Regions from separate parts of the Homo sapiens genome. Here region 1 is linked to region 2. The links are chromatin loops, found by intact Hi-C in ENCODE. Cell type or tissue: Caco-2. All regions are shown on one strand. Links, peaks and the distances in the headings refer to the core of each region. The heading gives the core; the rest is flanking DNA.

What was found. A loop is a pair of places that touch in the nucleus more often than their neighbours do. Peaks named below come from ENCODE experiments on the same cell type or tissue, not always from the same donor. Only the 100,000 strongest peaks of a DNase experiment are listed, where the experiment ranks them.
Region 1: a loop joins it to region 2, with 6 times the contacts of the local background. A loop is called at or near these places in 2 of 110 quality-filtered maps.

The regions. Positions count from the first base shown.
Region 1 is chr14:45,205,038-45,221,324 of GRCh38, forward strand. It overlaps MIS18BP1 (MIS18 binding protein 1), which reads right to left. Exons shown (of 17, transcript NM_018353.5): 12 at 13,245-13,417; 13 at 11,982-12,142; 14 at 5,343-5,491; 15 at 1,046-1,133. Among named protein-coding and RNA genes, the nearest start is that of MIS18BP1, 40 kb to the right of the region's middle. In Caco-2, for the core only: no CTCF peak of the experiment used is centred there; DNase peaks (open chromatin) are centred at 7,414 and 8,904.
Region 2 is chr14:45,124,195-45,139,496 of GRCh38, forward strand. FKBP3 (FKBP prolyl isomerase 3) reads right to left here and starts at 10,287. Exons shown (of 7, transcript NM_002013.4): 1 at 10,155-10,287; 2 at 6,505-6,606; 3 at 5,600-5,707. The coding sequence starts at 10,262. FANCM (FA complementation group M) reads left to right here and starts at 11,736. Exons shown (of 23, transcript NM_020937.4): 1 at 11,736-12,345; 2 at 12,875-13,047. The coding sequence starts at 11,838. RefSeq lists enhancers at 9,485-10,356, 10,044-10,263, 10,357-11,227, 11,890-11,939 and a silencer at 10,233-10,410. In Caco-2, for the core only: no CTCF peak of the experiment used is centred there; DNase peaks (open chromatin) are centred at 10,057, 10,407 and 11,677; H3K4me3 peaks cover 4,696 bases.

The DNA of each region.
Region 1 (16,287 bases), core at 2,879-10,878, 76 kb after region 2:
AATGCTTATCAAACTATTGGCCATGGCTGGCAATCCTTAAAAATCTTTTAAAAATAAAAAGTAACAGAACAGAAAATATAGTAGCCCTTAGAGTAAGTACTGTTTTAAGAAATTTTTGAGATACAAATTCATGCTCACAGACTGTGATATAAATGTATTTTTTTCTGAGATGAGGTAAAACACTGCATTATATCATTTAGACCTCAAAATCATTTGGTAACATAAATCAATATAATCATGATCCCCATTGTCATACCACACATGAATAAAATGGTATTAGAAAGCTCAAGTAACTTGCTCAGTGTCATAAAGCAAGGGAATCAAGGGGGTTCCCATAAGTTACCATTCTCGAAGATTAGCTACTTAGAGGAAATTTGAGATGAAATACTTTTTCCAGAATCCTAGTACTTATATATGATAATCAGTTATTGCAATTAAAATCAGAAAATTAAAAATTTAAAAAGTAATTCAAGGGGATAAAGGACTGTCCTAATCTTTTCTCTAAGGGATATAGATCATTCTATTAAGGCATCTTTCAGTTAAAAATTTTTCTGTAGTTGGATTTTAAATGTTAGAATGTAAAAAAATAAAAAGTAAAAAAATAAAATTAAGTAGCTAAATCTGAAAAACACCTGAAGCCATTTTAAAGCTACATAGAATTTGATGAAATTTCTTACTTTATGAGAATTGTGACTCAGTCTGAATTATTCTTCAATCCTTGAACAGGATTGTTTTTGTGTTTTGTGTTTTTGTGTTTTGCCTGAAATATCCTTCCCAGACCTCTGTGTATATTTTTCCCACCCTTCATTTCCCAAAAATCAAAGTTTTTAGCCATTTTCCCCTTGCTCCAATGTTTCAGTCAATGTGATGCCATCTGTAATCCTACAGTACTTATGTGCTTACCTCATTCATGGCTTCATTATTGTAACTTGTTACATTATAATCACCTCAGGGACAGGGACTGTTACATGACTTACAACTACCACAGTTTATCACATATTAAAGTTGTTTCATAGATATGTATTGGATAAAGAAAAATACTTACTAATTTTTTCTTGATGTTGCCCCAGACAATACCACCATTACTTTTATGATATTTTTGCATACGAAAAACATATTTATCACAGTCATTCCTGTTTGAATACGAAATAATTTTAAGTCAACAATATTTTTAAGTCAACCTAATAATTTTAAGTTAACTGTCATACTTTTAACCACAGGTTGAACAACAATTGCCTAAATTAATTTCAAATGTATTTCTTTTTTTGAAACAGGGTCTCACTCTGTCGCCCAGGCTGGAGTGCAGTAACATGATAATGGCTCACTGCAGCCTCAACCTCCTGGGCTCAAGTGATCCTCCCAACTCAGCCTCCCAAGTAGCTTGGACTACAGGCACGTGCCATCATGCCTGGCTAATCTTTGTATTTTTCTTAAGAGACAGGGTTTCACCACATTGCCCAGGCTGGTTTCAAACTACTGAGCTCATCAAGCAATCTGCCCTCCTGGGCCTCCCAAAGTGTTGGGATGACAGTCGTGAGCCACCACGCCTGACCTCAAACGTATTTCCATCTTTAAAAAGTACATTCTGTATTTTAAAGAGGACAATAAAATGTGCCTATGGAGATGGACAAAATGCTTAAATCAAACATTTTACAGGAAATACTGATCAAGACTATTTTGGGAAATTATGCTTTGCTTACCGTTCATTGTACCGTCTACGCTCTTTCCGGTATCTTGCTGCCTCTCTTGGTTTTCCAAAACTCCCACTGAGACTTCTTCTCCTTGGACTCCCTTTTGCTATACCATTATCTCTCCTGTTCACTTCCTTCCCTGTCCTAATTGAATCTCAGTTTATTCACTTTAAAGATATGCCTGGTGATTGAAAACTGTCAATTTTTCCAACTGTGCTGGGTTTCTAATCCAGCTCATCAAGCCTTTTATTTCTACAAAATTTTATCTTTCTTGAATTCCCCATACCAACCACCAAATTTTTTTTCTTTATTTCATTTCCTTTACCTTATCTCTTCCCTTACAAGCAAATATGCTTCACTCATAACTGAAGAGATTAAAAGCCAAGTAGAATTGTTGGTTGTTTTTAATTCCCTAAACCCACAATTCCTAATCCCACTTATGACAGTAAATACCAGCTGAACATCCATTTCCATACTCTCTCTTGGCTCTAAGATCTTACATACCTGAGTATCCTCTGTTCTTTATGACTATTTGGGAACAACCTTAAAGGCATGACATGAAGAAATGTGACTCTATTAAGATATTTATCTGAATCAAACACTGCTGTATAGCAATGAATAAACCTCGTCAGTTTTTAGCAAATTGCTTAACAAATGAACAGGTGTGATCCCAGCACTTTGGGAGGCTGAGGCTGGCGGATTACCTGAAGTCAGGAGTTCAAGACCAGCCTGGCCAACATGGTGAAACCCCATCTCTGCTAAAAATACAAAAATTAGCCAGGCACGGTGGCATGCGCCTGTAATCCCTGCTACTTGGGAGGCTGAGGCATGAGAATTGCTTGAACCTGGTAGATGGAGGCGGTAGTGAGCCGAGATTGTGCCACTGCTCTCCAACCTGAGCAACTCCATCTCACAAACAAACAAAAAACAAATGAACAGGCCTAGCCAGTTGTTCAGGATCAGCAACTGGTAAGTCTATTATCAAAGAGATGTCTTTGAAGACAAAGAGTTTTTCACTTCTGAAGTGATATAACTGTTTGATTACTTAAAACTGTTATGAAAAGTACGTCAATTACTAGAGCTAGTAAAGTCAGAGAGAGTGAAGAAGCCTAAGAAAATCATTTTTTTAAGAAAAAAGTTTCAGACAATATAGATTCATAACATAAGTGAATCTATCGTGTTTCTTTAATTGTAAAAGTGACATAAATGGACAGAAAATATCCCCCAAAACAAAAAACAAAAACCCACAACCCACACTGGTGTCATTCTACAACCTAGAAAGAATGGCTGGTGATGTGTAAGTTAAGAAATTTCCTTCCTTACGAATTTGTTACATAAAATTGGGATCATGCTGAATGTAGTTTTCCTAGCTTTTGAAAACTACTATCCACTGGACATTTTTCTGTCATTAAATTCTTGAAGACATGATTTGTTTCATATTCCATTATATGGATAAATCTTAATTTATAACTTTCCTTATTTTTGGATGTTTTGGTCATTCTCAAACTTTCAGTATTATGTTTTATGATGAACATCTGTGTTCCAAATCTCATATTTCCTTAAAGTGTCTAATAAAATTCAACGGCCAAAAGGATGAAGTTGTTTTTTTTTTTTTTTTTTTGGAGACGGAGTCTCGCACTGTCACCCAGGCTGGAGTGCAATGGCGTGATCTCGGCTCACTGCAACCTCTGCCTCCCGGGTTCAGGTGATTCTCCTGCCTCAGCCTTCTGAGTAGCTAGGATTACAGACACACACCACCACATCCGGCTAATTTTTTGTATTTTTAGTAGAGATGGGGTTTCACTATGTTGGCCAGACTGGTCTCGAACTTCTGACCTTGTGATCCGTCGGCCTCAGCCTCCCAAAGTGCTGGGATTACAGGTGTGAGCTACCGCGCCCGGCCACGGATGAATATTTTAAGGCTTTTGATGAACTGGTCAAAGTGCTTATCAAAAAATTTGTCCAAAATAGTATTCTCAGTATGCTTTCCCCTGCACTAAATACTAAAAATAATTTTTAGATGCCTAGGAAAATTATATTTTTATCCAATAAGTGCAAATTAAAATTTTAGCAATTTAGCAAGCTTCCTGAGAGTACTGAATAGTTTTTTTCTCAGTCACTATTATCTTGCTTCTGCCTCTCATTCTGTGGAAATTGCTCTAAGATCAGCAATGGCCTCTTACTTGCCAAATGGAATAGCCTATTTTCAGGCCTCATTCTTACTATTTTCCATCTTTTTTTGGTGACATTTTATTGTTAGTCACCCCTACTTTTTTCTTAATTTTATTTATTTATATGTTTCAAATTGTTCTTGTATTCACATGGTTCAAAATTCAAAAGCCCCCCTCTCCTTCCTCCAGCTACCTTAGTTCTCCCTAAGGATCACCAATGTTTTGGTTTCTTATGCATCCTTTTATAAAGACTTAATCTAATAAAAGCAATTATACACACACACACACACACAAGTATATACATATATGCATACATACATATAGCTTCTATTTACACAAACAGTAGTATATTATTCACTGCATCTACCTTTGTTTCATTTAATATATCTTAGGCATTTTATCATAATAGCAATAAAAAATATCTTCATTAATTTCTTTTTTTTTTGAGACAGGATCTCACTCTGTTGCCCAGGATGGAGTGCAATTGTTGCAATCACAGCTCACTGCAGCCTACACCTCTGGGACTCAAGCAATCCTTCTACATCAGCCTCCCTAGTAGCTAGGGCCACAGGCTTGCCCCACTGCATCCTGCTAACATTTTTGGGTTTTTTTTGTAGAAATGGGGTCTTCCTATGTTGCCCATGCTGGTCTTGAACTCCTGGGCTCAAGTGATCCTCCCAAAGTGCTGGGATTACAGGCTTCAGCCACTGTGCCTGGCTCTTCATTAATTTCTATGACTATATAATGGACCAGAGTTCATTTAATTAGTCCCTACTGATAGATTTTTGAGGTACTGCCATTTAAACAATGCTACAATGAATAAGCTGTACATTCACAATTCTATAAGTAAAATTCCTAAGTCAAAGGGCATGTGCATTTATAATTTTGATACTTACAAATTGTTGCTGCAAAGATCGCACTACTTTACCTTCTCACTAGCAATGCACAAAAATTAACAATGCATTCCTTGTTAGTTTGTAGGAATGCTGTATATATTACGGAAATTAGCCTTTTGCCTGTGACAAGTTGCATATATTCTTTTCTCAGGTTGTCTTTTGTTTGTAGTGGTTGGTACCAGGTAAAATTTGTTAAACATTTTTACACAGTTGACTTTATTCATCTTTTCATTAATGGCTTGTAGGTTTTATAGTATAGTTAGAAAGACCATCACTAATCTGGTATTATAAAATAATTCTCCAAGGTTTCTTTAGTTTTTTTTTTTTAAAGTTTTTTACAAGTAAAACCTTGATCCATTTCGAATTGATCCAGAAGTAAATGTGGGTTATATCACAATGCTGTTTATTGAATAGCACCCCGATTTGATGAACTTGTCCATCCTTAACTTCTAGAAACTACACATTCTTGATTTTTTAAATAATGCCTCTTCCCATTACTGGCATCTATGGTCCTCATGAAATGTTTAAATGTTCCTCACTACTCTGATGCAGAGAATTAACATATCATATGCATGAATATTTACCTATTTATAGAACCTAGCATGCCAGGACTGACATGCTGACATTGAGGAGTTTTTACCAATGGAAAGATAACTGATGATGGAGTTGTTGGATTTTTGTCCATATTTGGCAGAATATCATCATCATCTTCACTGTCCTGGAAACTTGGCAACTAGAAAACAAGTATTTATTATCAGCAGGCACCCCATAAAAGGTATTTTCTCATTATCACAAAATAGTTTTGGAGGACTGATAAGTTGGTTCTTCTTGTAACTTTCCAAGTTAGATAATTAAAAACAGTAGTACGTAGAGGAGTAGAGGCTAGAGGAACTCCATTTTAGATGCTAATTCACCATGCTGACTTCTGATTAAACCTGGATCTGGAAATGCCTCTAAGATTTCTACCTCCATATACTTACTGGAAATCTTGTCCTTAGGTCAAAACAACCTTGGTGTTATCGTAAACACATACTTACCATAAATACAGCCCTTAGGCAAATTCCCTATGGTATATAAACCCTGGGTCTGGGGGGATAACAGTGCCCAAATCCACCATCTTGAGGCCACCCAAGAGATGGCTTCTGCTCAAAAGTCTCTATTAAATGTTTCTGAGAAACTGGATTTGTCACCCTCTTTATTCAGCCTGTAACCGAGTAGCGTGGCTTCAAACCATGTTTTAAAACTTTTTTCTTTCTTTCTCCCCAATTTTAAGATATAACTTTGAGATAAACTACATGTGTTTCCATTCATCTTGAAATACAGCCTCAAAATGTGAACCTCCGTTTCTTTACCCATTCTATGCTCCCATGCCTTATGCACATGTTTTTACCTAGACGCTTTTTAAGTGCACACCATGCTCATTTATCTGGTCATGTATTTCCTTAGAAGCTTCAGGGGCCGGATCCTGGCATAAACTGGATACCTCCAGAATTCTCTCCCCAGTCAAGGCCAAAACTCACTCCCATCTAGAAATTTACTGCAAGATTTACTACAATTAATTTGTAACCTGGTTGAGCCCAGGATGGTGCTGGCCCCTTCACCAAATGGAATAATATTTCAAGATAAGCTGTTGGAGCAGATTGAGCCACCTAACACCTCCTAACCCCCTCCTCTCCTGCATTCCAAATCATTCTCTCTTTAAAAACTCCTATGTTCACTCCACAAATTGAAGACTGGAATTTCTGGAATTTCACCCACACTTCCCTTTGCTGGCACAGATAATAAAACTCTATCACACCTTGCTCTTGTTATATTGGCTTCTTTTTACAAGCGGCAAGTAGTTGGACCCCTATTGCTGGTTACAATTTTTGGTGGCCCATACAGGGAGCCCTGTGTATTCACAGGAGGCTCCAGACACACCTATCTGATCTTCTGTTGGATAGGGCCATGGAGCCACCTGTGAGTGCCAGCTGCTCATGGCTAGCTGACCCTGTAGTAAGAACATTAGGGGAGCTTCCAGCAATAGCCAAGGTGCCTTTGTCTTGCAGAACCTCCTTTTCTATTTCTGTCACAGCATCTGCTGCTTCCAAAGCTTCACTGATACAAAGAGAATGTGACATTTTGAAGAAGTCGACAAATGTTGGAACCAGGTGAGCTGCTGATGTGCACCCAGCCTCCCTCTGCCTCTTTTAGGGTGTTGCTGGGGCTCTGCTCTGTTTAGACTTAGCTGTTGGTGTCACCATTTGGCCATTTTTTTGCATTTGTATTTGTGGCACCCTCAGGGCTTTGCTCACATTGGACTGTCCCCTGGGGAGGGCCGTTTGAAACTGAGGCAAGGAGTTTGGAACTCTACCCAGCCCTCTTAACTGGGGATTTGTTTGGAGGCAGTGCACCATTTGTTTGCAGTGTAGGTGTGTAACCTTAATGTGTGTATGGGCCCTAATCTCTCTCTCTCTTCCTCCATCTTTTCTATTCCTCCCAGCTCCATCCCACTGACTAAATTGGAAACAAGCCATCTACAGCCTAAACTCCCCTGGGCCATAAACACCGTTAGCTTCCTCCAGCTGGAAATAGCTAACCTTGACTGGTGACTTGCAGAAGTGGGAATGTTACAGCAGGTTAACTAGTCAGGGATAAGCAAGGAATGAGAGGGCCTCCCCACCCCCCACCAGGAATGTTGTTAGGCGACCATCCTGTGATGGTCAGGTGGTTGTTAACTGTGTCTCTAAAATAATACTTAATCGCAGCCAGCACCAGGGAAAAGCAATCTCTCAATAAACAGAAACACCTAAAATTGGTGATCAGCAGCTTCCTCATAAGATCTCAGAAACTGGGCAAGTGGGCTCAAGCATGTGCATTAAGAGGAAAAATGGAGGAGTTTAACTGGTATATGACCTCCTAAGGACATCCGACTGGTAAGGGAGAAAGCCTCAAGTGAGCCTGTGTATAAATCCAGTAAACACACTGTAACTTGCTCCCCTCCCAAGTGCTAGCACGCCACTGGGCATGCAGACAGCCCGCCCCAAGGTTAGAATCCGGGGAGAAGGAACACAAGACCCCCAGAAGCATGCCAACATATAAAACCCCAAGTCACAAAGTTAAACCATGCTTCAAGTCACCTGCTTGGCCCTCTTCTGAGAGTACTTTCTTTCCTTTGCTTCCTGCTTTAAAGTGTTTTAATAAACTTTCATTCCTGCACTAAAACTTGCCTCAGTTTCTCCTTCTGCCTTATGTTTCCTTGGTCAAATTCTCTTTTTAAAAAATTTTTATAAGTATTATTTAACAAAAAATGGAGACGGAGTCTCCCTATATTGCCCAGGCTGGTCTTAAGCTCCTAGGCTCAAGGGATCCTCCTACCTCGGCCTCCCAAAGTGCTGGGACTACAGGCATAAGCCAGCACACCCGGCCAGAATTGTTTCTTCTGAGGAGGTAAGAATTGTGGTTTCTGCAGACCCGTATGGATTTGCTGCCAGTAACAGGAGGGATTCATCCTACACTGTATAGGTCTAAGGTGCTGAGGCTCTCCCTGACAGAAGATAAACAAGAATGATGGGGGTCTGCAGGTTGCACAGGTTTAGGCTATGTCTGTTAGAAATTTTAAGGTCAAGGAACAAGGACAAGGACAGAGCCTTAGCCTTTAAAAGACTTAATTTCTCTTGTGTAAAACAGAGATAATAACACCTATTTCTGAAGGTTATGTAGACCAGAGGTCAGCAAATGTTTTCTGTAAATAATCAGATAGGGAATATTTTAGGTTTTGTGGTCCAGTCTCTGTCCTAACTACTCAACTCTGCACCGTAGCATGAAAGTAGCCATAGACAATATACAAACAAATCTGACCCTTCGTATCAACAGAACAAAACAAAACTCTAATTCACTTACTATTATGCTTAGCCGTTAGTAGGAACCCAAGCAGTGTTAACCATTGTGGGGAAAAGAAAGAGAGATCAGACTGTTACTGTGTCTATGCAGAGAGAAGTAGACATAAGAGATTTCATTTTGTTCTGTACTAAAAAATTCTTCTGCCTTGAGATGCTGTTAATCTGTAACCTTAGCCCCAATCCTGTGCTCACAGAGACATGTGCTGTGTTGACTCAAGGTTTAATGGATTTAGGGCTATGCAGAATGTGCTTTGCTAAAAAAGTGCTTGAAGGCAGTATGCTTGTTAAAAGTCATCACCATTCTCTAATCTCAAGTACCCAGGGACACAATACACTGCAGAAGGCCACAGGGACCTCTGCCTAGGAAAACCAGGTATTGTCCAAGGTTTCTCCCCATGTGATAGCCTGAGATATGGCCTCGTGGGAAGGGAAAGACCTTACTGTCCCCCAGCCCCACACCCATAAAGGGTCTGTTTTGAGGAGAATTAGTAAAATAGGAAGTCCTCTTTGCAGTTGAGATAAGAGGAAGGTATCTGTCTCCTGCTCGTCCCTGGGCAATAGAATATCTCAGTGTAAAACCCGACTGTATGTTCTATTTACTGAGATAGGAGAAAACCGCCTTAAGGCTGGAGGTGAGACATGCTAGTGGCAATACTGCTCTTTAATGCACTATATGTGCACATCAAGGCACAGCACCTTTTCTTAACCTTGTTTATGACACAGAGACCTTTGTTTACATGTTTTCCTGCTGACCCTCTCCCCACTATTACCCTACTGTCCTGCCATATCCCCCTCTCTGAGATGGTAGAGATAATGATCAATAAATACTGAGGGAACTCAGAGACCAGGGGCGCCGCCCGGGGCCTCAGCAGGGGGCCTTGTATGCTGAGTGCCGGTCCCCTGGGCCCACTTTTGTTTCTCTATACTTTGTCTCTGTGTCTCTTTCTTTTCCCAGTCTGTCGTCCCACCTGTCGAGAAATGCCCACAGGTGTGGAGGGGCAGGCCACCCCTTCAAACTATGTCACAGAAAATGATATAATTTGTTGCTGTCTATTTCTACTTTAGTTCTGTTCTTTACATTTTTATTTTTTTGAGATGGAGTTTCGCTCTTGTTGCCCAGGCTGGAGTGCAATGGTGCCTTCTCAGCTCACTGCAACCTCCCACTCCTGGGTTCAAGCGATTATCTCACCTCAGCATCCCCAGTAGCTGGGATTACAGGTGCCCACCACCATGCCAGCTAATTTTTGTATTTTTAGTAGAGACGGGGTTTCACCATGTTGGCCAGACTGGTCGCAAACTCCTGATCTCAGGTGATCTGCCCACCTTGGCCTCCCAAAGTGCTGGGATTACAGGCGTGAGCCACCATGCCCGGCAGTTCTGTTCTTTATGATGCTACTATTGCATTTAGGCTAAAATATACATATATAGAACCTGAAATGATGGTGGGATAAAGGGTACAACCCCTAGTGGACCATAGCGTTTTGAAGAAAACATTGTCAGGGCCTCTGGTGGCTCTCTTAAAAGACTTCCCTCTATAATCAGTGTAAGCAAAAAGGGGGCCCAGTTAATGATGTTATTAAACTTTATAAAGCATTGTGTAGCCTTTTTAAATTGAAGATAATTTTATGACAAGAAATTGGTAGATGAAAAAATTACCCTTATGTCTAGCTCACTAACACAACTGTTTGAATTTTTATACTCAATAGTCCAATTGTCTGTTATCCACACATTTCTGCATTACTTTAATCTTAATAATTTTTTTTTCTCTTTTTGAGATGGAGTCTTGCTGTCGCCAGGCTGGAGTGCAGTGGCTGCAACCTCTGCCTATGGGGTTCAAGTGATTCTCCTGCCTCAGCCTCCCAAGTAGCTGGGATTATAGGTGCATGCCACCACACCCATCTAATTTTTGTATTTTTAGTAGAGACAGGGTTTCACCATGTTGGCCAGAATGGTCTCGATCTCCTGACCTCATGATCCACTCTTCTTGGCCTCCCAAAGTGTTGGGATTACAGGTGTGAGCCACTGCACCCGGCTTTTTTTTTTTTTGAGATGGAGTCTCACACTCTGGCCCAGGCTGGAGTGCTGTGGCACCATCTCAGCTCACTGCAAGCTCTGCCTCCTGGGTTCATGCTATTCTCCTGCCTCAGCCTCCCGAGTAGCTGGGACTACAGGCGGCCGCCACCATGCCTAGCTAATTTTCTGTCTTTTTAGTAGAGACGAGCTTTCACCGTGTTGGCCAGGATGGTCTTGATCTCCTGACCTCGTGATCTGCCCGCCTCGGCCTCCCAAAGTGCTGGGATTATAGGTGTGAGCCACCGCACCTGTCCTTCAGCTAATCTTAATATTCTTAACATTTATATTTAGATTCTAGAAAGTCTTAAATGTGCATTTAATATTTGTATTGTATTTCACTGTGTTTATGAAAAACATCTTTATTGGATATACAGATTGTTTCCAGTTTTTTGCTATGAAGATAAAACTGCAATAAGTATCTTGCAAAGATTTTGGGCTTTTGGATTTCTTAGGATAAACTCTCAAGAATAGAATAAATCTTTATGGCTTTTATAATATATTGCCATAATGCTTTCTTACTAAAAGGTACAATTCAATTTGTATGCCCACTGATGTATGACTGTATCAGTATCACCATTGCTTCTGTTAGCAGTGGATATTTTAACTTATTTTTTTAAAAGATTCTATAATTCAGAAAGTACATAAATATAATTTACTTTACTTTCTTGGATTACTAACTAAAATGACCACTTCCCCAAGTGTTTATTCAGCCTTTTGAATTTCTTCTTATTCACACTTTTCCTGTGATCTTGGTACTTTTTGTTATTCCAGTAACATTTGAATGAGTTGTTCATATCACAGATACTACTAGCTTGGTTGTATTTGCTGTGAATATTTTACTCCAATCACTGAAATTTTTAGTTATTCTACTCTTCATATGACAAAAATTCTTTCATACATTCAAATCTTTTAATACTGTGCTACTATCACTTAATCCCTCCTTTCAATTACTACACAGTATCTTTTATCAACTTTAAAAAAAGTTTGCTAGGTAGTATATTAAACTTTAAATATATATGTTTCACCTAATTCTAGGTTTACTTTACTGTTTGGTTCTACAAACATTACCTTTGAACCAACTGAAGTGCAGACTCTAGAAACTAGTAAGAATGGCATATATCAGCACATTGTTTGCCATAAGACTATGATCATGTCTACGGAGGCTACTGATCCTTGGCCTAAATATTAGTGATGAACACTACCATACATAAAAATGAAAGATACAAAAGTCAATACAGATAAGGAAAACAATGATTTCATGCCTCTTACCAGTATTCTTTGATGCTGTAAAGGTGTTGTACTGAAAAAATCATCATGGTCATCTTTTGGCAACTGTTCCAGAAATTCCCTCATCTGTTGCTTCCTTTTAAGAGTTCCCACTTTGGCAGTTATCTTAATAGTTTGTTTCTGATCAGCATCACCTCTCTTGCCTTAAGAGTCAGCAAACCATTTTGATAAGGATTTGGTTATTTATAGTAACTGCTCTATAAAGTTAACAACCTTTGCAAAGTCTAAATTGTGCATTCATGTTAAAAAAAAACCAAAAAACTCAGCCTTGGCCAGGCTCAGTGGCTCATCCCTGTAACCCAGCACTTCGGGAGGCCAAGGCAGGAGGAATGCTTGAGCCCAGGAGTTCAAGAACTGCCTGGGCAATATAGTGAGACCCCATCTCTAAAAAAATACAGATATAGATAAAGCAAAAAAAGAAAGAAAACTTAGCCTGTTATTTTACAAGTCTCCTATAGAACAAATGATTATTTCTACACTGGGATCTGGGATTTGTGCAATATGATTAGCCCATAGGATACTCATGAAGAGGCTAAGATTAGGCAGGGTGAGGTTAAAAAGATCTTCTCTTTTTTTTTTTGTAGAGATGGGGTTTCACCATGTTGTCCAGGCTGGTCTCGAACTTGTGAGCTCAAGTAATCGGTCCACCTCAGCCTCCCAAAGTGCTGGGATTACAGGCATGAGCCACCGTGCCTGGCCAAAAAGATCTTTACACTGCAAGAATGACTGCCTCTACATTGCCTCTTGCTGAATGCCTAATTTATTGATTTTGCCAAAATATATAAACCTTACTGAATTATGACAGGGTATTGGGTTCTCGCTAATGCTTATTATAGAAATTCTCTGGCATAATCAACCTTTTACTAGTACTCATGAACAGGAGTATGTAATCATGGGACTATGAAAACTGAATATTTTCTGAGCTTTCTCATAAATTACTTGGGGATCTGACCCAAGTGGTCTTTAATTAAACCCTTAGAACAATAATTCAGATATTGAAATCTCTGGATCTAACTGCAGAATTCCTAAAACTCGAAGCACAAGGCTACTAAACTACTACTGATGGAAGCAGAGACCCAGGTAAGACTTAAAAATTAAACAGATGATTTCTGAAATTCTCTCTAGCTTTAAAATTTTAAGAAAATACCTATTAATATTCATGGATAAATATAAAATATATCTGATTTCAGTGATCAGAAATCAACACTGAGTACTAGGAAAAAAACTATTTACTACGAAGGTTACCATTTTGGCCTTTGGAATTGGCTGGCTTCTTCTTAGTGACATGTTTCTGGGATCCTTTTCCTCTGGGATTTTCCATGTATTTCCTCTGGCATTCTTCAGGAGATCGAGAACCTACAGCCGCAGCTACCTCTGACCAGAAACCAGGTTTGTGCTTTGGAAGAGATGCAAAAGCACTATGGAAGATCAAAACCAATTAAAGAATAAGAAATTCAAACCAATGACAATAACCTCTTAAAAGCATAACACTGAATTGATGAGATTTACTGAGATGAAGGAATCAGTTTTATCAAAATCATTCTGGATAACAATTAAGAAAGATATTATTCCTTCCCCTCAATAACTTAACTCTAGTGCTTAAAATATGAAGATGTAATTTTACCTATCTAGTAGATGTCTTCTAACTATTCTGATGTGTTTTATTAAGCCTGAAAAATGACCCTCAGCCTTTCAACATTTTTTTTTCTAAGTCCAACTAATCGATGATACGGTTTTTTAGGAGATTTTGGCATGACCAAATTTTCTTCACTGTTACCTTAAATCTTATTGGTGCTAAGTATATTGGACAATAAGCTCTTAGTTCTCTTATACAGTCTAGGTTATAAGCTATTAAAAAGTGTTATGCTTGCTTTCATTCTACTATACTTTGTAGAACTCAGTATTTTAGATATATGCTCTCTTAATTAAGGAAAATGAAAATTGAAATAGAGAAAACTATAAGGAAGTCCCTAATTTAACATCTGAGTTGCATTCTACAAGTTCCTTTGTAAATGATTTAGAACCTGGTATACACATTACCACCCCCACTCTCCCCATAAAGATTTCATGCATTGTGGTTAGATTGACAATTTAGCCAGAAAACATCTATGTAACTCATCAATTAGCCTAAAAGTGATATTAACAATGTCATTTCAACTACACCAAGTCTTTATTTTTAATCTGTTTCTTTGGCAAAATATTTTTATTTCTACTTGGATTCCAATTAATAGATATAGGTTTCATGTAGCAGTATGTGGGAAAGTTTTTAATCAGTTCTCTCGGGGTTAAACAGTCCTGATTTATAAAGTCTGATGACTTTCATAGGGTAAATACTCCCATTGTAGTTGATGTCAAGCTACCAACATGTCACTGACTGTGGAGTTGATAAAACACGTGTGATAGCACACAATTACATAGTATTTCCACCATACCACAGAGGTGAAGAGTCTCAAGAGCATATATATATAATAAAATGGAAAATAATTAGGAAGTAATGAGTTTTAAGCATTATCTTTGTTTTAAATAATTTAAGTTTATATAATTTTTTAATGACTTTAACACTCAATTTGTAAAATTCTCCAAAATTTAACAATCAGCTCTTGTGAACAGCTACCAGCTGACCACAGCATATTATTCCATGCAGAAAAGCATAATACTTATGAGCATTAAATACTTGTTAATGAATTCTTTTACATAATTAATCATTCCACAGTGTTCTAAAGTGAACAACTAGAAGGACTTGGGAACTCAAGCTTCTCTATTTGTGTGTGTGGCTAATTTCTAAATCTACGACTGTCTAAAATAACTATTACATAACACAAATAATAATGTATTTAATAAGAAATTAGTACTTAACACATCTCCTCTAGGTTATTCCAGATAATTTAAAAAGACAAACTTAAACATATCACACCATGTTTAAAACTTGTTTCATTATTAGCATAAAACCCCAAATCCTTAGTGTAACGCTGTATTGTTCCTTGCCCAACTCTCTAGTCTCATCTTGTACTGCTCTTTGGTCAACTTTCAGTATTCCATTCATTCTAGCTTTCTTTATTTACCTTTCTTTTTTTTTTAAAGAGACAGGGTCTCAATCTGTCACCCATGCAGGAGTGCCGGGCATTATCATAGCTCAATGTGGCCTCCAACTTCTGGGCTCAGGCGATCCCCCTGACTCCGCCTCCTTAGTGGTTGGCACTACAGGCACATACCCCACACCCATTCTTTCAGTATTTCCAAATATGCCCTCTTTCTTTATACTTTTGTGTATGCTATTCTAAGGTCCATTTGTCTTGAATCCTTGGCTTAAATAATTCTTATTTATTGATATAGTTTAAATATGTGTCCCTACCCAAGACTCATATCAAAATGTAATTCCCAGTATTGGAAGTGGGGCCTAGGGGGAGGTGATTGGTTAACGGAGGTAGATTCCTCATGAATGATTTAGCAACATCCCTCTTGGTACCATCCTTCTGATGGAGTTCTCATGAAATCTGGTCATTTAAAAGTGTGTAGCACACTTTTCCAGAATGTCATATAAATGGAATCATATAGTGTATAACCCTTTGAGTTGGCTTTTTTCACTCAATATGCCTTTGAAATTCAACCAGGTTGTTGTATGTATCAATAGTTCTTCCTTTTTACTGCTTAGTAATCCACTGAAAGAATGCACCCTAATTTGTTTATGTAGAAAGTACGACAGAAATCAGGGAGAGGGAGGAGCTTGGCATAGCAACCCTTTAAAGTTGTTTATGAACTCCTAGGCCCATGCTGCAAATTTTGATATATTTTCATTTTTGTTCAGTTAAGAATATCTGGCCGGGCTGGTGGCTCACACCTGTAATCCTAGCATTTTGGGAGGCCAAGGCAGGTGAATCACTTGAGGTCAGGAGTTCGAGACCAGCCTGGCCAACATGGTGAAACCTTAACTCCACTAAAAATACAAAAACTAGCTGGATATGGTGGCACACACCTGTAATCCCAGCTACTTGGGAGGCTGAGGCAGGAGAATTGCTTAAACCCAGGAGGCGGAGGTTGCAGTGAGCTGAGATCGTACCACTGCACTCTAGCCTGGGTGACAGAGTGAGACTCTGTCTCCAAAAAGAAAAAAAATAAAAGAAGCCGGGCGCGGTGGCTCAAGCCTGTAATCCCAGCACTTTGGGAGGCCAAGGCGGGAGGATCACGAGGTCAGGAGATCGAGACCATCCTGGCTAACACGGTGAAACCCCGTCTCTACTGAAAATACAAAAAATTAGCCGGCGTGGTCGCGGGCGCCTGTAGTCCCAGC
Region 2 (15,302 bases), core at 7,303-15,302:
TTTCCATGACCTTCTCAGTAGAGCAGGTGCATACAGCATAGAAATCTTTCAATCAGCTGGGCGCAGTTACTCACACCTGTAAACCCAGCACTTTGGGAGGCCCAGAAGGGTTGATCACCTGAGGTCAGGAGTTCGGGACCAACCTGGCCAACATGGTGAAACCCTCATCTCTACTAAAAATACAAAAATTAGCTGGGCATGGTGGCAGGCGCCTGAAATCCCAGCTATTTAGGGGGCTGAAGCAGGAGAATCACTTGAATCCAGGAGGCAGAGGTTGCAGTGAGCCAAAATTGTGCCACTGAATTCCAGCCTGGGTGACAAGAGTAAAACTCTGTCTTAAAAAAAAAATTATATATATATATTTTTTTTTCTTTTTTTAAGAGACAGGGTTTCAGTGTTGCTGAGGCTGGAGTGATCATACCACTGTAAAATACTGAGATATTTTACAGTAGTGTGATCACGGCTCACTTATAGGCTCTAGCAGTCCACCTGCCTCAGTCTCCCAAAGTGCTGGATTACAGGCAGGAGCCACTGTGCCTGCTTAATAATATTTCAAAAGTATAAAAATATTACTGTCTGTAAGGGAGCAATGAAAGGGAGAATGGCATGAAATACGGCTAGAAAAATACGTAGGACATGTTAGAATCTGGGTTTTTATCTTTAGGACATTAGCCAATTTAGAGTTTTAAATAAGAGAAGTTACAGAATCGGATCTGTGTTTATTTTATTTATTTATTTCTGAGACCGAGTCTCACTCTGTTGCCCAGGCTGGAGTGCAGTGGTGTGATCTCGGCTCACTGCAACCTCTGTTTCCCGAGTTCAAGCAATTCTCCTGCCTCAGCCTCCCCAGCAGCTGGGACTACAGGCATGAACCACCACACTTGGCTAATTTTTGTATTTTTAGTGCAGGTGGAGTTTCACATGTTGGCCAGGCTGGTCTCGAATTCCTGACCTCAGGTGATCTGCCTGCTTCAGCCTCCCAAAGTGTTGGGATTACAGGCGTGAGCCACAGTGCCCAGCCAGATTTGTGTTTTAAATAGATCACTGTGACTGAAATATAAAAAATGACTTGGGAAGCAAAAGTAGAAGTGGAGAGACTTGTTAGGAAAAAAGTTACTATAGTAGTTTAGGTTTAGACCAGGGTGCTAACAGTGAGGATGACAAAACATGAATGGCTTTGGGATATATTTTGGAGGCAGAATCACCAGAAGTTGGTAATAACTACATATGAAGCAGTTATCAAAGATGAAGTTATCAAATTTTTCGTTTGAGTACTTTTATACTGACTTCTAATTGCTAAGTGTGAGTTTCTGTCGTAACTTATATTTTCTTTCCTGTACAATACTCATTCATACCATGAAAATTTTCCTCAATGCTATTTAATATATAATAGACAATAAATATATTGACAATGACTGATTTAAAATCCCATAAGAGCTATTAGACAAGTCTTTATATTAAAATAAAGGTAGAAATAAATAATACAAATGTGCTTAGGAATGTATGCAGTTGTGTATGTATACAGCAAAGTCTCACATGGTAAAAATTCCAGAGGAAGCAATGAGCCCAGGAGCTGGGTCTTAAAGGGAGCACAGAAGTGACAAATAGGGATAGTAAAAGGACACTCTAAGGAAGAAATAAAATATGGAGGTAGGAAAGGGCATGATGTAGTAGACAATGAGCAGACATTTGTGGTCAAAGAAAAAAAATTTTTTTTTTTTTTGAGACAAGGTCTTACTCTGCCACCTAGGCAGTGCAGTGGCACACAATCTTGTCTCACTACAATCTCTGGCTCCCAGGCTCAAAGGATCCTCCCTGCTCAGCCTCCTGAGTAGTTGGGACTACAGGCACACACCACCACGCCTGGCTACTTTTTTGGTAGAGACAGGTTTCGCCATGTTGCCCAGGCTGGTCTTGAACTCCTGGGCTCAAGTGATCCACCTTCCTTGGCCTCCCAAAGTGCTGGGATAATAGGCGTGAGCCACTGCACCTGGCCAATAACATGTCTATACAGGCCGGGCACAGTGGCTCACGCCTGTAATCCCAGCACTTTGGGAGGCCGAGGTGGGTGGATCACGAGGTCAGGAATTCGACAATAGCCTGACCAACATGGTGAAACCCTGTCTCTACTAAAAATACAAAAATTAACCGGGCGTTGTGGTGTGCGCCTGTAATCCCAGCTACTCAGGAGGCTAAGGCAGGAGAACTGCTTGAACCCGGGAGGCGGAGGTTGCAGTGAGCCGAGATCACACCACTGCATTCCAGCCTAGGCAACAGAGCGTGACCCCGTCTCAAAAAACAAAGAAAAAAAAAGAATACGTCTATAGAAACATGGAATATGGAGCTTAGCAGCAGCCACATTTTGGAAGTTTTGAATGCCAAGAATAAGAAATTTGGATATATATTGAAGACCAGTGGTGACCAATAAAAATGGGAGTCACAAATGTAATTTTGAGTTGTCTAATAGCTGCACTTAAAAATGTAAAAAGAAAGAGATGAAGTATGTCTATGCCAGGCAGTGGTATGCCTGTAGTCCCAGTTATTCTGAGTATTCTGAGGCAGGAGGATCACTGGAGCCCACGAGTTTGAGTCCAGCCTGGGCAACACAGCATGACCCTGTCTCTTTTTTTCTTTTTTTTGAGACTGAGTCTCCTTCTATTGCCCAGGCTGGAGTGCAGTGGCGCAATCTTGGCTCCCTGCAACCTCTGCCTCCTGGGTTCAAGTGATTCTCCTGCCTCAGTCTCCCATGTGGCTGGAATTACAGATGCATGCCACCATGCCCAGCTAATTTTTGTATTTTTAGTAGAGACGGGGTTTCACCATGTTGGTCTCAAACTCCTGACCTCAAGTGATCTGCTCCTCTTGGCCTCCCAAAGTGCTGGGATTACAGGCACCAGCCACTGTACCTGACTGACCCTGTCTTTTTTTTTTTTTTTGAGACAGAGTTTCACTCTTGTTGCCCAGGCTGGAGTACAATGGTGCGATCTCAGCTCACTGCAACCTCCGCCTCTGGGGTTCAGGCGATTCTCCCACCTCAACCTTCCGAGTAGCTGGGATTACAGGTGTGCACCACCACATCTGGCTAATTTTTTGTATTTTTAGTAGAGACAGGGTTTAACCATGTTGGCCAGGCTGGTCTCGAACTCCCAACCTCAGGTGATCCGCCTGCCTCGGCCTCCCAAAGTGCTGGGATTACAGGCATGAGCCACCATGCCTGGCCTCCCAACCGACCCTGTCTTAAAAAAATAAAATAAAAAATTTTTAAATGAAAAATTTTCTTATTTAAACTAAAACATCCCAAATACCATCATTTCAATAAGTAATCAATATAAAAAATACTGAGATATTTTACATTCTTTTTTAAAAAAGAAACGTCTAAATTACACCTTTGAAACTGAGTATATATTTTATTCTTAAAGCACATTTCAGTTCAAAGTAGCTAAAGCACTCTGTAGCCACATATTGTTAGTAACTACCATACTGAACGGGGCAATTCTAGACAACACTCAATTACTGAAGATTTTTCAGCAGGGTGTGGTTTGCAAAGTATTGTTTTAGAAATCTTATTAGAATACCCATTTTGTTGCTGACTGGATAAAGAAAGAGAAGGGAGGCAAGAAATGAACAACGTTTTTAACATTCTGGGTATGAGGCCTTGCTTCGAATGCTTGAAAATGGAAAAGGAATGAACGTTTAAAATAAAAGGAAGATGTTTGAGAGCATTAGTCCTGAAGGAGACATGAGAAAGAAAAAGGGACGCAAAGATTCAGAGAAATTTTAAGCTCAGAAGAAGGGAATGGCAATGGCTAGACATTCACATTTTGGCACTACAGAACACAGGAGCATATAATGAGAAGGGAGTCCAGGGGCAGTGGCTCACGCCTGTAATCCCAACACTTTGGAAGGCCTAGGTGGGCGGATAACTTGAGGTCAGGAGTTCAAGACCAGCCCAGCCAACATGGAGAAACTGCGTCTCTATTAAAAATACAAAAATCAGCTGGGCATGGTGGCGCCTGCCTGGAGTCCCAGCTACTGGGGAGGCTGAGGCAGGAGAATCACTTGAACCCAGGAGGGGGAGGTTGCTGTGAACCAAGATGGCACCACTGCACTCCAGCCTGGGTGAGACTTTGTCTCAAAGACAAAAACAAAAACAAAAAAAGAGAAAGGAGTAAGAAGGGACTGAGAATTTGTGAGAAAATGTCAAATACTTTATGTGAGCAATGAGCAATGTGATGGAGAACTGGGCAAAGGATAGTATAAATGTTGTTGAGTAGCAATGAAACTAGAAAACATGCTTGGCTAATATTAAGCATGAATTTATACCAGGCTCAATAAAAGGTTTTATGATTATATGTTTATAATGCCTGCTCTCCAGTCCCAAAGCATGAAGACAGAGAGTAGACAACGAGGGTTAGCAAGGAAATGGACAAGAGGCTTTTGAATGTAGGACGCTAGGAAAACAGTCACAGTACATAAATGGGCTCAAGCTGGCCAGTTAAACGAAGAGGTTTTAAATAAAATGATAGAGTTTAGGACCCTCATAAGCTTGCTCTAGATTGTCTCTAGCTCTTATGAATTTACCTTTTATTTTCTTAACTCCTTAATGAAATATTATCTGTCTCCTAAAACCATCCTCATTCTAATTTCCTGGAGGGTGAACTATGTTGCCAGTTGCTTCTGAAACCCTTCAATAATAATTGCTCCATTTACCTTAGTAGCTACTCAATAGATATAACATTTATTAAATATTAATTGTGATAAACTTTAAAACTGCTTTGTGTGCACATATACCTATAAACATTAATTTGTGCTTTTTAGCCAATAGGAAAAGATCATGCAAAATTAACTAGCTTTAATCAAATAAACATCTATAATTGTATAACTGAACTTACACTTTCCACAAATACCCAAAAGCTACACTGTCATCAATAGCCTCACCTCTTTACAAGAACTAAAAATAGATTATTATCACTGATACTAAGACTGCTGGCAATGAGTGAGCTTAGATAGTAAGGTATTATCAGAAATGACAAGATTATAATCAATTCAGCTCTGCTAAGTCAGTTCTTAGTAGCTGATCTTAGCTCTACTAAGGCTGTCAATTTGCAGGAATGAATTAATCTGGTTCTTCAAACCTTTGTACCAAAGTATAAAACCTGAGTTGGGAAAACTGAGACAGATGAACCCACATCCTGCAGCCAAGCCTGGATTATTTCTATTGCCAGGGACACCATGTACATTAGAAAAAGCTAAAAATAATCAAAAGAAAATGTATTTCACTTAGTCCAACTTGGCTATAGAATCAAGGCCTTAAAATAGCTTTGAAAGCTCAGAAGGTCTGGACAGATGTGGAGGCGATATTAAATACAATATCAGAAGTGTTTCACAGAATAGGCTAATAACTGTAAAGCACTAGTTCTTAGGATTATTTCTGTCCCAGTACACCTAAGGGAAATGGCCCACTACATTAAGTGTTTGGCTCATTGAAAGTGGTCGTATTCAACCACCCTTCACTATGAGAAGTTAGTGCAAATAATAAAGAAATAAATACAATTTCTAGACTCCACATGATAAAATAAAAAAATAATTATATACAGACCTCATCCAGGGTCTCTTCAGACTTGGTTTCTTTGGGTTTATCTTCATTAAGCTTCACATTTTTTACTTGCTCAGACACTTTACTTATACTTTCAGTACCCTTAAAACGCTGTAAGGAAAATGTTGTAACATCATACCCAGGACAGGCTAAAACCAAGAAGCAACATCAAGATTTTCAGCCTCTCAATTAAATGAACATCTGCATAATAAATATAGGTTGTATAACACAATTGTGAATAAATGGTCTAAGGAAACGAAGAGCAAAGAAAGAATTTTGCTCATAATTTATTTTTAAACAATAAATGATTACCCTCAAACCAGCTTACAATATAAATTCTGAAATGAGAACCATGACCTTAGAAAGGCCAACTCATACCCAGAGATATAAGCACTATTCAAATAACTCCTAAATAAAGATTTCTTTCCTGTGGAAGATATTCATTTCATAGTAAACAAATGTGGGAGAATGTCTTAAAATGTATTTTTGTAAAGCTCAGCCTAAATCTAAACCAGACTTTAAATTCATTAGTGAAATGGAAACTTATTTTCAATATAACATTTAACATATATAATAAAACAACAACAAAATACATTTAATATACACCATATGCTAAAGTAATACGGTAATACCACTGACCTAATGAATTTATAACTTCAGTGGACTTAAGAATTTGTTGTCTCAATTTAAGCTACAAAATCCAGACCCTTTGAAAATACTGAAACATTCTGCCATACTGCAGATTAGCCTTGCTAGATTTGACAGCTAGTCCACTTATGATAACAGTTCAGAAAAATTACAGGTGGAAAAGCTCCAACACATTCAACAAATCAATGCATTTTAAACATCTTTTTTGGAAATAAAATTTCAAAAGTGATGTTCTGCTAACAGAATCTAACAATACTCACCTTAGTTTCAAAAAGATGGTTATAGGCTGTAACCAAGTGGTCCTTGTTAGCTGTCTTGGCCACATTTTTAATGTTTCCTAATAATTTATGTTCTGCAAGAAACTATAAGGAAAAAAGCTGGGTAATCAAGATAACTTCTCCCGAGTAAGAAGTGTCTAAAATTAGAAAACGATCCTTTTATGTTAGCAGTTGTGTTTTCAGTAGTACTAGTACTGAAGAAGAAATAAAGCCTATAGTTTATACTCTTTGTTACAAAAAAAGTAAGAGATTTTTTAAAAATTCGGTATTTACAAGAATTAGTGACAAGACTGCAACTGTAGTGTTATGTACTGAACACAGTGTTTCATCCTAAACTTTTTCCTGTCAACACTCACAAAAAATAACATTTATACAGCAAGCACACTGTGGTGACTTGAGTCAGCTGCTCACTGCAGGAGGATACTTGGGTGCAGCCCTTGAGAGCCTCCAGCCAGGTTGGACATAGCTATCCTGAGGCATTTGTAACCCATTCTTAGCCGACTAGGAAGAGTCACTGTTACACAAGCATGTAACATACATATGTTGAGATTGCTATGCTTAACATTATATATATAATTGCTAAGTATATGGGCTGTGGAGTCATATTATCTAGGTTAAAATCCTAGCTGTGTGGGCCGGGCGCGGTGGCTCATGCCTGTAATCTCAGCATTTTGGGAGGCTGAGGCAGGCGGATCACCTGAGGTCAGGAGTTTGAGACCAGCCTGGCCAACGTGACAAAACCCCATCTCTACTAAAAATACAAAATTTAGCTGGCCATGGTGGCGCATGCCTGTAGTCCCAGCTCGGGAGGCTGAAGCAGGAGAATGGCGTGAACCTGGGAGGTGGAGGTTGCAGTGAGCCGAGATCGCACCACTGCATTCCAGCCTAGGTGACAGAGCAAGACTCTGTCTCAAAAAAAAAAAAAAAAAAAAAAAAATCCTAGCTGTCTGACACTAGACAGGGGACTAAGCTTGTCTAAAGACTCAGCCTCCATATCTGTAGTGGAAGATTAATAACAGCGTCTACGTCAAAGAGTTGATATAAGGATAAAATGCAAAAATCCATTTAATGCATTTAGCATAGAGCCTGTCACACAGTAAGAACTTAATAAATATTGGGATTATGATTAATACTGTATTTAATAACTCAAGGTAACAGCGGAATTGCTTTTCTTTCAAATATAAGACTGCTAAGATGGCAGATGGACACTAAAATACTACTGCTGAAATAGCAAGTCGTAGTATAACTTTATCTGAAAATCACGTAATTGTGAGGATTTCCATAACTTCTTTGTTTCCTTATTTTATTCTGCTTCTTTTTCTGCCTTGTGGTCCTTGCTTAATTCCTAATTTTGTTACATTCTCAAAGTTGTCCTTTGGCATCTTCTAAGCTTTTGATAAAGCAGTTAACATTATTAGCAGTTAACAGCTAACACTATCACTATTGTATTTTTTTCTTTTGCTTTTTCTTTCAAAGATATGTTCTAAATAACAGCTGATGGGGAAAGGAGACAAAGTTGACTAAACGGAAGTAATCAGTTACCTTTAGCATGCTGGTGGTTTCTTGTTAAAGATTCCAGAAAATACCCAAAGCATAAAAGCATAAACATCTCTTTGATATCTTATGATTAATAAAATAATTATTGTCAAGTATAGGTCTAAGTGTTAATGATCACCGGAGATTATTATTATTAATTTTTGAGACAGAGTCTAGCTCTGTCGCCCAGGCTGGAGTGCAGTGGCCCAATCTCGGCCCACTGCAACCTCCCCCTCTTGGGTTGAAACGATTCTCCTGCCTCAGCCTCCCGAACAGCTGGGATTAGAGGCGCCCACCACCAGGCCCAGCTAATTTTTTTTGTATTTTTAGTAGAAATGAGGTTTCGCTACGTTGGCCAGGCTGGTCCTCAATGCCTGGCCTCAACTGTTAGTCAGGATGGTCTCGATCTCCTGACCTCGTGATCCGCCCGCTTTGGCCTCCGAAAGTGCTAGGATTACAGGAATGAGCCACCACGACCGACCGAGACTATGCATTTAAAAGATTAATGTTATAAAAACATTTTGATAATCCAAGTCTGTTGAAATTCTTCCACGTGGCCCAGTTTTACATACGATTCCACATGGCATGATTTGTTTCATAAGAATATGATGGATGAAGTACATGACTGAGGTATTATTAAATGTTAATGATGTCTATTCTATTGTTTCAGATGAAATACGAATTGGCTTAAGAGAAAATAGTTCCATTAAAATGGGGTAAGATCCCCGACACATGTTCTTTTTCACCCTTGTACCTCCAAACACTGAGAATAGTTCTTGTTACAGATGTTGTATTAATATCTGCTAAATTAATCTAAGATGCGGATGCCAGGATAATAATTAAGGAAGAAGGCACTGGAAGTTGGAGAGTTCTTCTATCTCCCTGTCATGACGCCCGCCCAAAATGAAAATAAAATATAAGCTTCTCAAAATAACCCAGAAATAGTGGCTCACGCCTGTAATCCCAGCACTTTGGGAGGCCGAGGCGGGCGGATCACGAGGTCAGGAGATCGAGACCATCCTGACTAACACGGTGAAATCCCGTCTCTATTAAAAATACAAAAAATTAACCTGGCGTGGTGGCACGCGCCTGTAGTCCTAGCTACTCGAGAGGCAGAGGCAGGAGAATCGTTTGAACCCGGGAGGCGGAGGTTGCAGTGAGCCGAGATCGCGCCACTGCACTCCAGCCTGGGCAACAGAGAGAGACTCCGTCTCAAACAAACAAACAAAAAAACCCAGAAACAGTTTTTCTAAATGAAAAGTTTAGAATTTTAAAAATTGTATAGAAAACACAAGCAGGCTGCCGCTTGTAAGAGAATGCTGCGTGCACAACTATTTCAGCAATTTAACAGGTGCATGAATGAACTTATTTTCCAAAGGAAAAACAAGTGTAACAAAAATAACTTGACTATAGACGGATGGTTAAGATGGAGACTATGCTGACAAATGGAGAGCCTACAGTATAAAGCATTTCAAATAAATTTCTTAGTCTGTTTATAACAATGACAGACCACTGCACAAGAGAAATGTGCATGTAGCTCCCTTAAAGTATAAAGGTGAAAAGGTCATTTAAAGGGTCGATATGTTAAATCAAAACTTAAACCACAACCTACGGATTTTTTAAAAATCACACGCATTAATGTTCAGTATTTAGTAAACTGTTGAGAAAAGCAAGTTGGATACACCGTTCCCACAGAAATCTTCACATCCCTTCCCATTTCCCTAGTAGCCGGCGCCCCGCTCCCAGGAGTCTCATCCACACCACTATTCCTCGGCCTCTCCGCCCTAGCCCCCAATATCCTCGGGTTCCTATTTTTCTGGCCTCCACCCCCACTCAAGGATCCCAATGAGGTTCTAACTCTACAATTGCAGCCTGTGTGCCCCAAGAAATAAAGCTGCTCCCCTGCCCCAGTAGAGAACGCCCGAGAGGCGGGAGCGAGGCACCAAAGCACAAGCTGGGCCTCTCCGGCCTTCCAGGCCACCGGCCGCGGGAAGACGAGGGCGGGGGCACAGAGGAATACGGAATGTATGGGCATCTCCAGGGGGGTGAGGCGTCCCTCAGCCGCACCAGCCCGGCCGCCCCTACGCCTCTGGTACCGAATCTGAACCGTGTTCCTGCAGAAACTTGATAATGTCCTTCTTGGGCAGCTGCTCACTGCGCAGCTGCTCCACGGTCCACGCCCGCTGTGGAACGGCCGCCGCCATCTTCCCCCGCTGCCTCCGCTTTACTGAGCCAGCCCGCCGCAGTTCGGCATCGCCCCGCCCCCTAGGGCGGGGCGGGGCCACTCACGGAGGTCGAGGGGCGGGCCTCTGCTCTAGCAGTCGGGATTGGGGCCTGTCTTTGAGTGACGTCAAGGCTGTGCTATGAGGGCTTCTTTGTTGAGTCCGGGTTGAAAAACCTACCGCGGTCGTCTCTGCAGTCGACTGAGTAGAAGACCGCTAGAGATCTTCGATTCTGAATTAGACACCTTGTGAAGCGACCTCTGATGGTAGCGACATTTATCAACCATTACCCACATTTAAGGCAGCTATGCCTTTAAAGTCCAGTCTATAACCTGTTAAAAGAAAACAGCATTCAGGCTCCTTATCTCGTTTTATCTAGTTCTAGCCTAAAAAGTCACACCTGAAGTGCTTCAGTCCTTGTCGATCCGAAAACCCATATCCCACCATTTCCCTTTTAAAGATCACACAACCGAAACTTAAATACAAACTGCCCATCCCCTTCCCCCCATACAAATACGAGAAAGTTTGTCCAAAACGAAGTTCAGAAACTTTAACAAATAAAACAATTTATAAAGAAGCCGCACTCAGGATGCCACTTGCTGATGAGAATGACATTATTAATGCTCGTAACTCTGTGATGTATATTTTTTTCTCAGTACACGAGGAAACAAATTTACAGAGGTTACTCAAAGTCAGGTTTAGAGAGAAGTCAGGAATTATTTGAGACAGAAATCTTCGTTAGAGTGGAATAATTGCACACCGACGTTTATTATAATGCTCTTACCTATAATAAAGATTTAATAGTTGAACATCAGGACTCCTTACTTAAAAAAATGTAGGCTGACTCTGGGCATGTTGCCTATGAGTTAGCTCTGCTTTGCAAGGAGCATTAAAAAAAAAAATTCTGACGAATAGCTGGACCAGACCACGTTCACTTCCCTTTAAACAATGAAAATATTAAAATAATGGGTTGCCACTCCCAGCGCGGTGAAAAAGAGACTTGGCATTTTGTTTTCTCAGCCCAGATAGAGATATAAGACAAATTATTCCATCTACACATTTTTGCTTTTCACTTTATATTCTGATTTAAAAGTACAAGGAATGAGGCACGTTAGACGCTCAATAACATTAAGTTCCCAAACTGGTGGCTATTCCATTGTCCCCGGGTATGTAATATTTTACAATAAATCTCTATTATAACATTTTAAGTGATTTATCACGTTAGCAATGACGCCCAGCCATCTAATCATTGGAAACGGAACTTAAATTTAGAGTTTGTTAAAACAAAACACCGGAACCGCACCGGGGACCATATTTAGAGTAACGCCTTAATAATGCGCATGAGTCTCCGGCAGGGCTGTGAAGGTTTCCGGGAAGCCAGCCAATCATTCCCAACGGAAACTCAGTAGCGGCATTTTCAACTGGATAAACTGGCCTTAGTCCCGCCTTCTCGTTCCAGAGTTTTGTGCGAAGGAAACCGATGGGGATCGGAACCGTAGCGGTTGAGCTGCTGCTGCTACGGATATCTGACAGAAGCCTTCGGTGGTTGTCGGCCTAATGAGCGGACGGCAAAGAACGCTTTTTCAGACGTGGGGCTCAAGTATCTCCCGATCATCTGGGACTCCGGGTTGCAGCTCCGGAACTGAGCGACCTCAGAGCCCTGGCAGCTCCAAGGCGCCTTTGCCAGCAGCAGCGGAGGCTCAGCTGGAGTCGGACGATGATGTGTTGCTTGTCGCGGCGTACGAGGCTGAGCGGCAGTTGTGTCTAGAGAATGGCGGGTTCTGCACCTCCGCGGGCGCCCTGTGGATTTACCCTACCAATTGCCCAGTGCGGGACTACCAGCTGCACATTTCCCGGGCTGCTCTGTTTTGCAATACGCTGGTGTGTCTGCCTACCGGACTGGGAAAGACCTTTATTGCCGCCGTGGTCATGTACAATTTCTACCGCTGGTTCCCTTCAGGAAAGGTGGTCTTCATGGCCCCAACGAAACCCTTGGTGACACAGCAGATCGAGGCTTGCTACCAGGTGATGGGTATCCCGCAATCCCACATGGCCGAAATGACAGGTATCTTAGACTGGACTAATTTTGAAGTAAGAGCTGGGAATTCCTGACCCATGTGGAATAGTTCCCAAGCTACAACATGTGCATCTTACGCCCTCCCTCTTAAAACATTCTCTACTTGCAGCAAGCCCAAAACTGATGAATAGGGTTGCTTTATTCAATCTTCAGAGAATATCTGCAGCTTGTCATAGTATTTTGAAGCTATTATGTGCGTATACCCCATGGGTAACTGAACATGATATTTCCTGGCATTCTTCCTGAAAAAGATTTCTCAGTTGAAGAATTTGCCTCTCTTCAAATATGCCATTTTGTAGGAATTTTCTAAAGACAATTTGGTTGTAGTCCTAGATAAGTGCCAGCTTTGATATTTGGACCACACCAGAACTTTAAAATGTAGCATTCCGATGAATTGTCAAATTGTTTTTCTCTTAATGTTACCAAAGCATGTTTGCATTCTGAAAAAGCCAGACTATTTATATTTTATAGATAACAGTCTGAAGTTTAGAATGTAGAATGTCACTTTTATTTTCAGGGTCTACACAAGCTTCCACCAGGAAGGAAATATGGTGCAGTAAGAGAGTGCTTTTTCTTACACCTCAGGTCATGGTAAATGACCTTTCTAGAGGAGCTTGTCCCGCTGCTGAAATAAAGTGTTTAGTTATTGATGAAGCTCATAAAGCTCTCGGAAACTATGCTTATTGCCAGGTAATAATTTTGTTAAACGGTATTTTGTATTGTAACTGTACTGTTAAAGAGAATTTTGGCGAATAGTTACTAGTGATGGAAGTTATTGACAATATTATTATAAAAAGCCTTTACGTCTATTATCTCAGAACAGATGGTGATAAAGAATATCTGTACTTTCTGTCATCCATTCAAATCAGTGTCTTCACTGCCTTTTGCTGTTATTGTTGTTTTCTTTTTCTTTTCTTCTATTTTAAGACTAACCAGATAATTAGTGTCAGATGTAGATCATGAGAGCCTAGTCATGGTTGGGACAGTGATCTAAAATAGGGTATGAAAGGAGTTTTGAAATTAATAAAGATTGGTAGTGGATATGCGGTGTCTCTTCTTGGCGGCTAGGTAAAATAATGACATAATGTATGCCACATACCTAACACAGTGCCTTCCAGTTGAGTACTCCAGGAATATAAAATAAGATGAAGTAGTGGGATGTGGTTGCAAACATCATTCATATCTTTGCACTGAATGAAGTTGACTTTCTGTTTCCCTCTTCTCCTAAGGGGGATTTTGCCTCTTCTACTCAAGGTCCAGGTCATTAATATTTTATGCTTAATAGTTTGAAAGCCTTTGTAGGCCATAGGGGATAAAGGTGGTGGGGACTCATTAAAAAATGTTTGGCTGGGATAACACTTAAGATTTGAAAGAGATTAGAGAGAAGAAGGCTAAAGACAGAGTATCTAATGAGGGGTAGAAGGGATGTAGGATGACTTCCAGATTTCTGACTTGGAAAACTGTGAAGATTGTGAGTTCTGGGTGGAGAGCAGGTTTAGGGGGAACGTGGAAAGATGATTTAGATGTGTTGAGTTTGAGGTGTCTATGAGGAATTCAGCTGTAGATATTCATTAGGCGATACTTGATAGAAGTATGGATCTTGCTGGAGAGTTCTGAGGTAGATAGAGATACAGATTTGGAAATTATAAACATATAGATGGTAGTTAAAACTATAGTAGTTGGTGATGATAGGAGGAGATTATAGAGCAAGAATAAAAGAGGGAAAGGTAGGGAAAGTTAATTTCATTTAGGGCAAAGACATGAATTTCTCTGCCAGTTTTTGAATTTGTATAGTCATTTCTTTGGGGACTGTAAACGTTATTGTATTATATCTCTGTATTAGGGATAATTGTCATCTTTTTTAATAATTGATCTTCCTAATTATATTCAGGAAATGAATATAATATATTTTTCCACTTATTGATATCATTCCAAATTAAATTAATACATAGCATGTTAAAAATTTCCATCTGAGAGGGGCATTTAAAAAATTTTAGCTTGAGGCCAGGAGTTTGAGATCAGCTTGGGCAACATAGTGAGACCCTGTGTCTACAAAAATGAAATGAAATAATAAAACACTTAAAAATTTTTTAAAATTCAAACTGTATGGAATACGTTTTGAAGATTTAGCTGGTAATTATTTTATTTTCAAAACATTTCTAGGCATTAGATTTTTTTTTAACAGCAAGGCTTTATGAATATAATGAAACATGCATTGACTTCATTAATAACCAGACAGCCCTGACAGCTTACACCGCATTGAATATTCCAGATATACATTCCAATAGGTACACCTGCTCCATGAGGCACACACCACCATTTCCTCTTCTACAAGATGCTTGAGAATTCTTCGTGAAAAGAAGTAATGTATTTGGCTTACTTTTCATATGTAATAGTTCTGGAAGGCATATTGATACATGTGCCATATAACAACAAAATGATTTCACTCAAAACTGCCTCACAATCTGAAAGAACACTTTGAATTTTGGCTATCATACAAAACATTTTTAAAAGCATCAATCCAGTAAGCAATCTTTTTGTCTTCCTTACTGCACTCATGACTTTTCAAAAATCCTTCTATTATATGTAAGGACCATCACTTCTAGCATTAAGCTAAACTGAAAATGGTCACTAGGGATATTTTATCTTGCATCAGTTTTTAATTATAATTTTACTTGTTTCTGAAGAATAATAAGTATAATGTTATGTCTTCATATGCAATCTGTACCATATTTTTAAAAGCTCGATAAATATTTTTTCAGTATTAATCAAGATTCAGTGTTAGTCTCATTGGATTTGTTTTTGTCTTGGGTTGAAATTGGAGTGATTTTTGGATAATCTGGTTTTATTGTTTAATCCTGTGTTTAATTTGGGAACTATGGTATACTGAGAGCTGTTCCTGCAAATCAGTCTACTTGGAAGTGCATTTTCCTCTGTATTGGGAA